Linked DNA regions of Homo sapiens: region 2 is linked to region 1. A link is an interaction called in ENCODE POLR2A ChIA-PET data of the cell type or tissue named here. Cell type or tissue: K562. All regions are shown on one strand. Links, peaks and the distances in the headings refer to the core of each region. The heading gives the core; the rest is flanking DNA. Region 1 overlaps DNMT1 (DNA methyltransferase 1). Region 2 overlaps ZGLP1 (zinc finger GATA like protein 1).

Region 1 (4,386 bases), core at 206-4,205:
GGGAGGCTGAGGCAGGAGAATCGCTTGAACCCAGGAGGCGGAGGTTGCAGTGAGCCAAGATCATGCCATTGCACTCCAGCCTGGGCAACAAGACCACAACTCCATCTCATTTAAAAAAAAAAAAAAATTGACACTATTGGCTGGGTATGGTGGCAGATACCTGTAATCTAGCACTTTAGGAAGCCAAGCGGGAGGATCGCTTGAGGCCAGGAGTTTGAGACCAGCCTAGGCAATATAGTGAGACTGCATCTCTACGTAAGTAAAAATTAGGCCTGGTGTGGTGGCTCATGCCTGTAATCCCAACACTTTGGGAGGCTGAGGTGGGCTGATCACTTGGGGTCAGGAGCTCGAGAACAGCCTGGGCAACATGGTGAAAGCCCGTCTCTACCAAAAATACAAAAATTCGCCAGGCACACGCCTGTAATCCCAGCTACTTGGGAGGCTGGGGCAGGAGGATCCCTTGAACCCGGGAGGTAGAGGCTGCAGTGAGCCGAGATTGCGCCATTGCACTCCAGCCTGGGCAACAAGAGTGAAACTCCATCTCAAAAAACAAAACAAGAATTAGCTACATATGATGGTACAGTCCTGTAGTCCCAGTTACACGGAGGCAGGGGATCACTTGAACCCAGGAGGTGGAGGTTGCCATGAGCCGAGATCAGGCCACTGCACTCCAGCCTGGGTGACAGACTGAGACCCTGTCTCAAAAAAATAGAAAATAAAAAAAGATAATAGGTACATGGGTGATTGTTTTCTCACAAGGTCACACTATGCATTAGTACAAAGATTCAGTTGTCTTGATCAAGGTGCCTTGGAATCCAGAAAAAGAAAACTCATTATACTCATTATATACTTTAAAATGAATTTTTTAGCTTAAAATAGCAGCAGAAAGTATATTTAAAAAAAAATCTCGGATGGGGGAACTTTACCATATGTCAAGCTGAGCTGTTGTACTTTGCTGTGTGCATTTGCTATCAGTCTTATTCAAAAAATAAGCTGAGATCCCCATTTTTAGTCCTTACAAAAGTGATTCATGTGTTAAAATGGGAATGTCAGAAATGTGGAAGAAGATACATGTTTAAGATCTCTTGCTGGGGGGAGGAAAGGCGTTTCTAAATAGGCTACAAAGGCCGGGCACGGTGACTCATGCTTGTAATGCCAGCACTTTGGGAGGATCACTTGAGGTCAGGAGTTCAAGACCATCCTGGCCAACATGGCAAAACCCTGTCTCTACTAAATTAACAAAAATTGGCCAGATGTACTGGCAGGCGCCTGTAATCCCAGCTACTCAATCCCTGCTACTTGGGAGGCTGAGGCAGGAGAATTGCTTAAACCCGGGAGGCGGAGGTTGTGGTGAGCAGAGATCACACCACTGCACTCCAGCCTGGGCGACAGAGTGAGAATCCGTCTCAAAAATAAACAGGCTACAAAAAACTAAGAGTGACAAATATAAATTGACTTCCTAAAAATGGGAGGTCTCTGTATGGCACAGACATGATAAGCCAGGATGACTGAGCAGGGGCAGTCATCCCAAATGCCCAGGGAGCTCCCAGCAAAGACAGTCATGTGGCCATCACAGAGAAACGGTACATCCAGTGGCCAAAGGACACACAGAAGTGTTATGTCACTATTAAAAAATGCTGGCCAGGCATGGTGGCTCACACCTATAATCCCAGCACTTTGGGAGGCCGAGGCAGGCGGATAACCTGAGGTCGGGAGTTTGAGACCACCCTGACCAACATGGAGAAACCCCGTCTCTACTAAAAATACAAAATTAGTTGGGTGTGATGGCGCATGCCTGTAATCCCAGCTACTTGGGAGGCTGAGGCAGGAAAATCACTTGAACCTGGGAGGCGGAGGTTGCAGTGAGCAGAGATCGTGCCACCGCACTCCAGCCTGGGCAACAAGAACGAAACTGTCTCAAAAAAAAAAAAAAAAAAGCTAATGGGAGGCTGGGTGCAGTGGATCACACCTGTAACCCAGCACTTTGGGAGGTCCAGGTGGGCGGATCATGTCAGGATTTCAAGACCAGCCTGGCCAACATGGTGAAACATCGTCTCTACTAAAAATACAAAAATTAGCTGGGCGTGGTGATGGGCGCCTACAATCCCAGCTACTCGGGAGGCTGAGGCAGAATTTCTTGAACCCAGGAGGCAGAGGCTGCATTGAACGGAGACTGCCCCACTGCACTACAGCCTGAGCAACAGAGCAAGACTGTCTCAAAAAAAAAAAAAAATTCTTTGGAAAGAAAAAAAACCCAACTAAAGAGGTTTTGCTTGGGGATGGGGTGGCCGGGGCTCCAAGGGCAGCTCAGTGGTGACTTCTCTCTCCTTATTCCACCAGTTGCAGCACAGAGCTCTGCCTCATGGTCACAGGATGGCTGCTCCACTGCCAGGCATCACAACCCACTTCAGACCAAAGAAGGCCTACCAGCCACGGGGAAGGCCAGCCAAGACTTCCTTTAAAAGGCTTTCCTGGAAGCTACACTAGCAAGTTCCATTTGCATGTCATGGGGATCAACTCACGTGACTCAGTTCTGAACAAACACAGACAGACACACGGAGTGTCTAGCTTCAAACGTGCTAGCTTCAAACTCCACGTGGGTCGCCTTCAGCATGGAAGAGCTTGTTCCTGTCTGACCTCAGCCAGAAGTCCCGTGCAAATCACGAATACCCACCCAGGGTGGTTTATAGGAGAGATTTATTTGAAGAAATATTACAACATATAAAAACTACATAAAGTCTTAATTTCCACTCATACAGTGGTAGATTTGATATAATGCATAATAAAAAACTTTTAAAATCCAGAATGCACAAAGTACTGCACAATTTGATCACTAAATCATTAGTTGATAAGCGAACCTCACACAACAGCTTCATGTCAGCCAAGGCCACAAACACCATGTACCACACATGTGAACGGACAGATTGACATGTTAAAAACACAACATCAGTGCATGTTGGGGATTCCTGGTGCCAGAAACAGGGGTGACGGGAGGGCAGAACTAGTCCTTAGCAGCTTCCTCCTCCTTTATTTTAGCTGAAGGGAAATAAAAGGAAAAGTCACTCTGGGGAACACGCCCGGTGTCACGCCACTTGACAGGCGAGTAACAGACATGGACCATCAGGAAACATTAACGTACTGATGTTAACAGCTGACCCAATAAGTGGCAGAGTGCTAAGGGAACGTTCACGGAGACTGAACACTCCTCAAACGGTCCCCAGAGGGTTCTAGACCCAGAGGCTCAAGTGAGCAGCTGAGGCAGGTGCCTGCTGAGCCAAATTCACCGAGCAGGAGTGAGGGAAACGGCCCCAGGGCCAGCCCAGCAGCCAACCTGACCAAAGGCCTGCTGTGTGCAGCACGCCTGCTCTAAGCACTTGACACGTGCAACTCACTCAATCCTCACAGCAGCCCCTTGAGAAAGATGGGGCCACGAACGTGGGTAGGTGACCCGCCTGAGTCCCAGAGCCCAAAACGGTGGCCAGCAACTGCCCCCACATGTACCCCCAGAGGGCAGTCAGGCCCCAGAGGAAGCCTGGCCCACCCCACCATACCTGAGGCACTCTCTCGGGCTTTGGCCAACATACAAAGCTTGATCTCCAAGCCAATGGCTTTGGCCAGGGGCGGTGGCACGGCATTGCCCACCTGCAGGAGGGGAGAAGGGCAATGCCTGATGTGGACACCCAGGCCCAAGGCCCGGGGGCAGGTGTACTGCCAGCCCCTGCTCAGATGGAGGACAACCTGGGCATTGCACCCCTTGGGGAAGGGTTCTGGTCCTGCTCACATGGGCCCAAAACCCTTCCAGCACAAGATCCTTGGACCCTCCAACTGGCCCATCATCCCGCCCCACAGCCACAAGTCACTGGGCCTTTGAAGAGCTTCAGAAAGACTTGAGACAAAGACACGTGGGGCTGGGAGCAGTGGCTCACGCCTGTAATCCCAGCACTTTGGGAGGCCAAGGCAGGTGGATTAGTTGAGGCCAGGAGTTCGAGAGCAGCCTCGCCAACATGGTGAAACCCCGTCTCTACTAAAAGTACAAAAACTAATTAGCTGGGCATGGTGGCACATGCCTGTAATCCCAGCACCTCAGGAGGCTGAGGCAGGAGAATCACTTGAACCCTGGAGGTGGAGGTTGCAGTGGGCAGAGATCATGTCACTGCACTCCAGCCTAGGGGACAGAGTGAGACCCTGTCTCAGAAAAAAAAAAAAAAAAGACAAATGGGCCACCTAGACACGTTTCGCTCCCAGTTAAGAGTGGCTGCTTCCCTGGCCGGCGCAGTGGCTCATGCCTGTAATCCCAGCACTTTGGGAGGCCGAGGCAGGCGGATCACCTGAGGTCAAGAGTTCGGGACCAGCCTGGCCAACATGGTGAAACCCCATCTCTACTAA
Region 2 (4,386 bases), core at 387-4,386, 170 kb after region 1:
GGCATGTGTCTTGTTTTTTTCATTCTGTAGATAACAAGCAATTGTCCTCCCTCAGCCTCCCAAGTAGCTGGTACTACAGGCGCCTGCCACTACGCCCGGCTATTTTTTGTAGTTTTAGCAGAGGTGGGGTTTCACCATGTTAACCAGTCTCTAACTCCTGACCTCAGGTGATCCTCCTGCCTTGGCCTCCCAAAGTGCTGGAATTACAGGTGTGAGCCACCAAGCCCAGCCTCAAACTCCTGAGTTTAAGTGATCCTCACACCTCAGCCTCCCTGAGTGCTGGGATTACAGGTGTGAGCCACCACACCCGGCCTGAGTCGGGGGAGGTGTCTATTTTAGTCTGAGTGGTCAAGGAAGGCTTCTCTGAAGAGCTGATGTTGGGGCCAGGCCTCCTCAAGCGATTAGAAGGTGTCAGCCATGGGGAGATGTGGAGGGAGGGTGTTTCAGGCCAAGGAAGGGTAAGATCAAATAATTCAGGGATCTGAGGGCAGAGGAATCTGGACTCCAGTTCTCCCATTCAGGGCTGCCCAGGAGAGACAAAGAGGATCTCATAAGGGTGTGTGGCTTTGTGGCTCACTCACGCCCACAGCAAGGACCATGCCCACCCTACTTTTTTTTTTTTCCCCAAGTCTCCCTCTATTACCCAGGCTGGAGTACAGTGGTACGATCACGGTTCACTGCAGTCTTGACCTCCAGGGCTCAAGTGATCCTCCCACCTCAGTGTCCTGAGTAGCTGGCACTACAGGCATGCACCACCACCCCTGGCTCATTTTTTGATTTTTTGGTAGAGACGGGGTCTCACTGTGTTACCCAGGCTGGTCTCAAACTCCTGGGCTCAAGCGATCCTCCCACCTCTGCCTTCTGAAGTGTTGGGATTACAGGTGTGAGCCACCATGCCCAGCCCGCCACCAGTCTTGACTCTCCATCCTCCCTCCCTCCCTGTGAGTGCTGGTGGCCTGTGTGTCCCGCCTGCTGAAAGATGCCTCTGACTTGGGGCTTTTGACTTCAGGCCCGGGAGACACATTTTGGCTGGATTAGGGAGATCTTAAAAGGGGGTAGGGGACACAGCAGGGGCTAAGGAGAGTGACACACTGCAGGCAGGGGTTGGGTGACAGATGAAGGATCCACTGGTATATGCTGCCAGTGTGTGCCATCTACTTGTGTGTTTTACGTGTGTCTGGTGCATGTGTCCTGTGTGGGCTGTATCTGTGTGTGACTCAGCTACGTGTCAGCATATCCCTGTCGACGTGTGTCTCTGCTGATGTGTCTGTCAGCACGCACGGCTGTCTTGCATGTGTCTTTTTTGAGATAGAGTCTCGCTCTGTCACCCAGGCTGGAGTGCAGTGGCACGATCTTGGCTCATTGCAACCTCAACCTCCCAGGTTCAAGCGATTCTCCTGCCTGAGCCTCCCAAGTAGCTCGGATTACAGGCACATGCTACCACGCCTGGCTAATTTTTGCATATTTAGTAGAGACGGGGTTTCATCATGTTGGCCAGGCTGGTCTCGATCTCCTGACCTCAGGTGATCCACCTGCATCAGCCTCCCAAAGTGCTGGGATTACAGAAATGAGCCACTGTGCCTGGCTAGACATGTGTCTTTTTTTTTCCCTTCTGTATATAACAGGGTCTCACTATGTTGCCCAGGCTGGTCTCAAACTCGTGGCCTCAAGCAATCCTCCTGCCTCAGCCTCCCAAAGTGTTGGGATTACAGGCGTGAGCCACTGCACCCGGCTTGTGTGTGTCTTTCTGTATCTGTTGTGTGTGTCTGTGGGTAGTGGCTGTTTCCCTGCATGGGACATTGTGGTAAATGTGGCTAATTCCCTGTGTGGGGGCTGCTGCCTGTGGATAAGACTGTGTCTCTGTGCATGCGCACGTGTGTGCACGCCCCTCACAACCCCAACGAGAAAACACCTGTCCACCTTCCTGGGCTGGCACAGGGGCACAGGAGGCGGGATCCCAAATCACAGGCTTTTTCTCTCGGCATATCTCTGTACTTTATTGTCCCTGCTGTAACAATGCTCATCCTTCCTGAGAGCGTCTCCTGAGGGGGCCTCGGCCAAGGCTGACTGGAGAAGGGGCTGGTGACCCCTAGCAGGCTCTGCCACCTGAGGCCTGGGTCTTCCCCCGGGATCCTTGAATCTGGAGATGGCAGAGAGGAGGCAGGCCGGCTCTTTCCCCAATCCTCCTAGGAGAGCTGCTTCTGCCCATTCTCCCACTGGTGAAACGGAGGCAGAAGCAGCAGCTCAGCAGGGTGAAGCTGGGTTTAACCTTCCTGAATGGGGTCCAGGGACACTCCACATCTGCCACATAGCCTCTTGGGCTGGACATTTTTCCTGGGCACCAGCCAGCAGCTGGAGCAGCGAGTGCCGTATTTCTTGTACCTAGGGTTGGGGGACAAGAAACTGCCATTTAGGATGCAGTGGGGGCCCGGAAACCGCCACAAGGAAACCACTTTTCCCAAGAGGTAGGTGTTTTGCTTTTTGCTTTCCCCACAGGCCATCCTGGTTACACGTGGACTGATTTGGGGACCCCCGCCCCAACTCCCTCCTCCATTCTAAGGACCTGATCCCACAGGCGTTGCAGAGAGGGGTCCCATCTTCAGCGTCTCTCCAGAGCGGGGTCCTCTGGGTCCGACAGGAAGCACAGCGCCGGGGCTCTGAAGGGTCAGAGGTCAAAGGGCAGGGGTCAGAGGCCAAGCATGTGAGCTCGGGATGCCTGTGCGGAGTCGGGCATTTTGTGGGGGTCTCAGTAAAGGCCCCACCTAGCTCTGGATCAGCCCTGGGAGTTGCCAGCTCTAAGCCACAGCAAAGCCAGGAAGGGAGACAGATGGCAGCATTCCGCAGAGGAGGAAGCTGGGGGTGGGGGTGACTCAGCCCAAGTGGAGGGGGGTGCTGCGACTCCTCCCTGAGGGCTCTAAATGGGGAAGCAAGATGGAGAAGGGGGGGGCAGGGAGAAAGGCAGGGAAGACAGGAAATTGGCCCCCAAAATATTTATAGCTCTTGGGTTTTCAGGACTCACCCAGGGCCTCGCTGCCTGCTGAGTGGGCCTCGGTGCCTCCTGGGTGGGCTGCAGGGCCCCCAACAGCATCTGCAGGGGATTCCTGAGAACGGCTACTGCAGGGCAGGCTGTGGGGCAGACAAGGTATTAGCACTGGGGGGGATCTGTAGCTTGTCCCCAACAGCCCTCCGAAATGAAGATTTAGTATCAAGGTATCAGCCATCCCCCGAGGAGGCAACTAATATCTGAATGGCCTGGCTTTGCCTCTCATTAGTAATATTATTATTATTATTATTATTATTTTTGCAGATGGAGTCTCGCTCTGTTGCCCAGGCTGGAGTGTAGTGGTGTCATCTCAGCTCACTACAACCTCCACCTCCCGGGTTCAAGCAATTCTTGAGCCTCAGCCTCCCAAGCAGCTGGGACTACAGGCGCGCGACACCACGCCCAGCTAATTTTTGTATTTTTAGTACAGACGGGGTTTCACCATGTTGGCCAGGCTGGTCTCGAACTCCTGACCTCAAGTGATCCACCCACCTCGGCCTCCCAAAGTGCAGGGATTACAGGCATGAGCTACCGTGCCCGACCTAATTATTATTATTATTATTTGAAAAATAGTAAGCACAGGGACAGCCTGCCAGGTTCCAATCCCAGTTCTCCATGTCCTTGCTGTGTGAGCCTGGACACATTATCTCCTACTCTGTGCCTCAGTTTCCTCATCTGTAAAATGGGCTTCCCAATACAACAGTTTTTTTTTCTTTGAAAATTTGATTTATTGATTTTTAAAAAGAGATGGGAGTCTGGGCAATATAGGGAGACCCCGTCTCTACAAACAAAAAAAATAGCCAGGAGTGGTGGTACAGGCCTGCACTCCCAGCTAGTTGGGAGGCTGAGGAGGGAGGATGGCTTGGGCCTGGGAGGTCCAGGCTGCAGTGAGCCATGATTGCGCCACTGCACTCCACCCTGGGTGACAGAGCAAGACCCTGTCTCAAAAACAAACAAACAAACAAAAGCAAAAAAAAGCAGCCAGGCATGGTGGCGGCTCACTCCTGTAATCCCAACACTTTGGGAGGGCAAGGCAGATGGATCACCTGAGGTCAAGAGATCGAGACCATCCCGGCCAACATGGCAAAACCCCATCTCTACTAAAAATACAAAAATTAGCCAGGCGTGGTAGCAGGCACCTGTAATCCCAGCTACTCCAGAGGCTGAGGCAGGAGAATCGTTTGAATCCGGGAGGCAGAGGTTGCAGTGAGCCGAGATTGTGTCATTGCACTCCAGCCTGAACGACAGAGTGCAACTCCATCTCAAAAAAAAAAAAAAATATTGTTTTGGCGGCATGATTAAAAAAGTCATAATTATAATTTTTATAATAACAATAAATAGGT

The links. ChIA-PET counts read pairs that join two places held together with the same protein. Peaks named below come from ENCODE experiments on the same cell type or tissue, not always from the same donor. Only the 100,000 strongest peaks of a DNase experiment are listed, where the experiment ranks them.
Region 2: POLR2A ChIA-PET joins it to region 1 with 5 read pairs; 2 of 35 experiments call an interaction of 5 or more read pairs at or near these places.

Annotation. Positions count from the first base shown.
Region 1 is chr19:10,130,666-10,135,051 of GRCh38, forward strand. DNMT1 (DNA methyltransferase 1) reads right to left here. Exons shown (of 41, transcript NM_001130823.3): 40 at 3,552-3,642; 41 at 2,681-3,036. The coding sequence ends at 3,002. Among named protein-coding and RNA genes, the nearest start is that of EIF3G, 13 kb to the left of the region's middle. RefSeq lists a silencer at 2,229-2,525. In K562, for the core only: no CTCF peak of the experiment used is centred there; no DNase peak of the experiment used is centred there.
Region 2 is chr19:10,302,827-10,307,212 of GRCh38, forward strand. It overlaps ZGLP1 (zinc finger GATA like protein 1), which reads right to left. Exons shown (of 5, transcript NM_001409033.1): 3 at 3,020-3,126; 4 at 2,564-2,657; 5 at 1,977-2,382. The coding sequence ends at 2,265. It overlaps FDX2-ZGLP1 (FDX2-ZGLP1 readthrough), which reads right to left. Exons shown (of 9, transcript NR_176052.1): 7 at 3,020-3,126; 8 at 2,564-2,657; 9 at 1,977-2,382. Among named protein-coding and RNA genes, the nearest start is that of ZGLP1, 4.8 kb to the right of the region's middle. RefSeq lists an enhancer at 2,036-3,235. In K562, for the core only: no CTCF peak of the experiment used is centred there; DNase peaks (open chromatin) are centred at 1,221 and 2,885.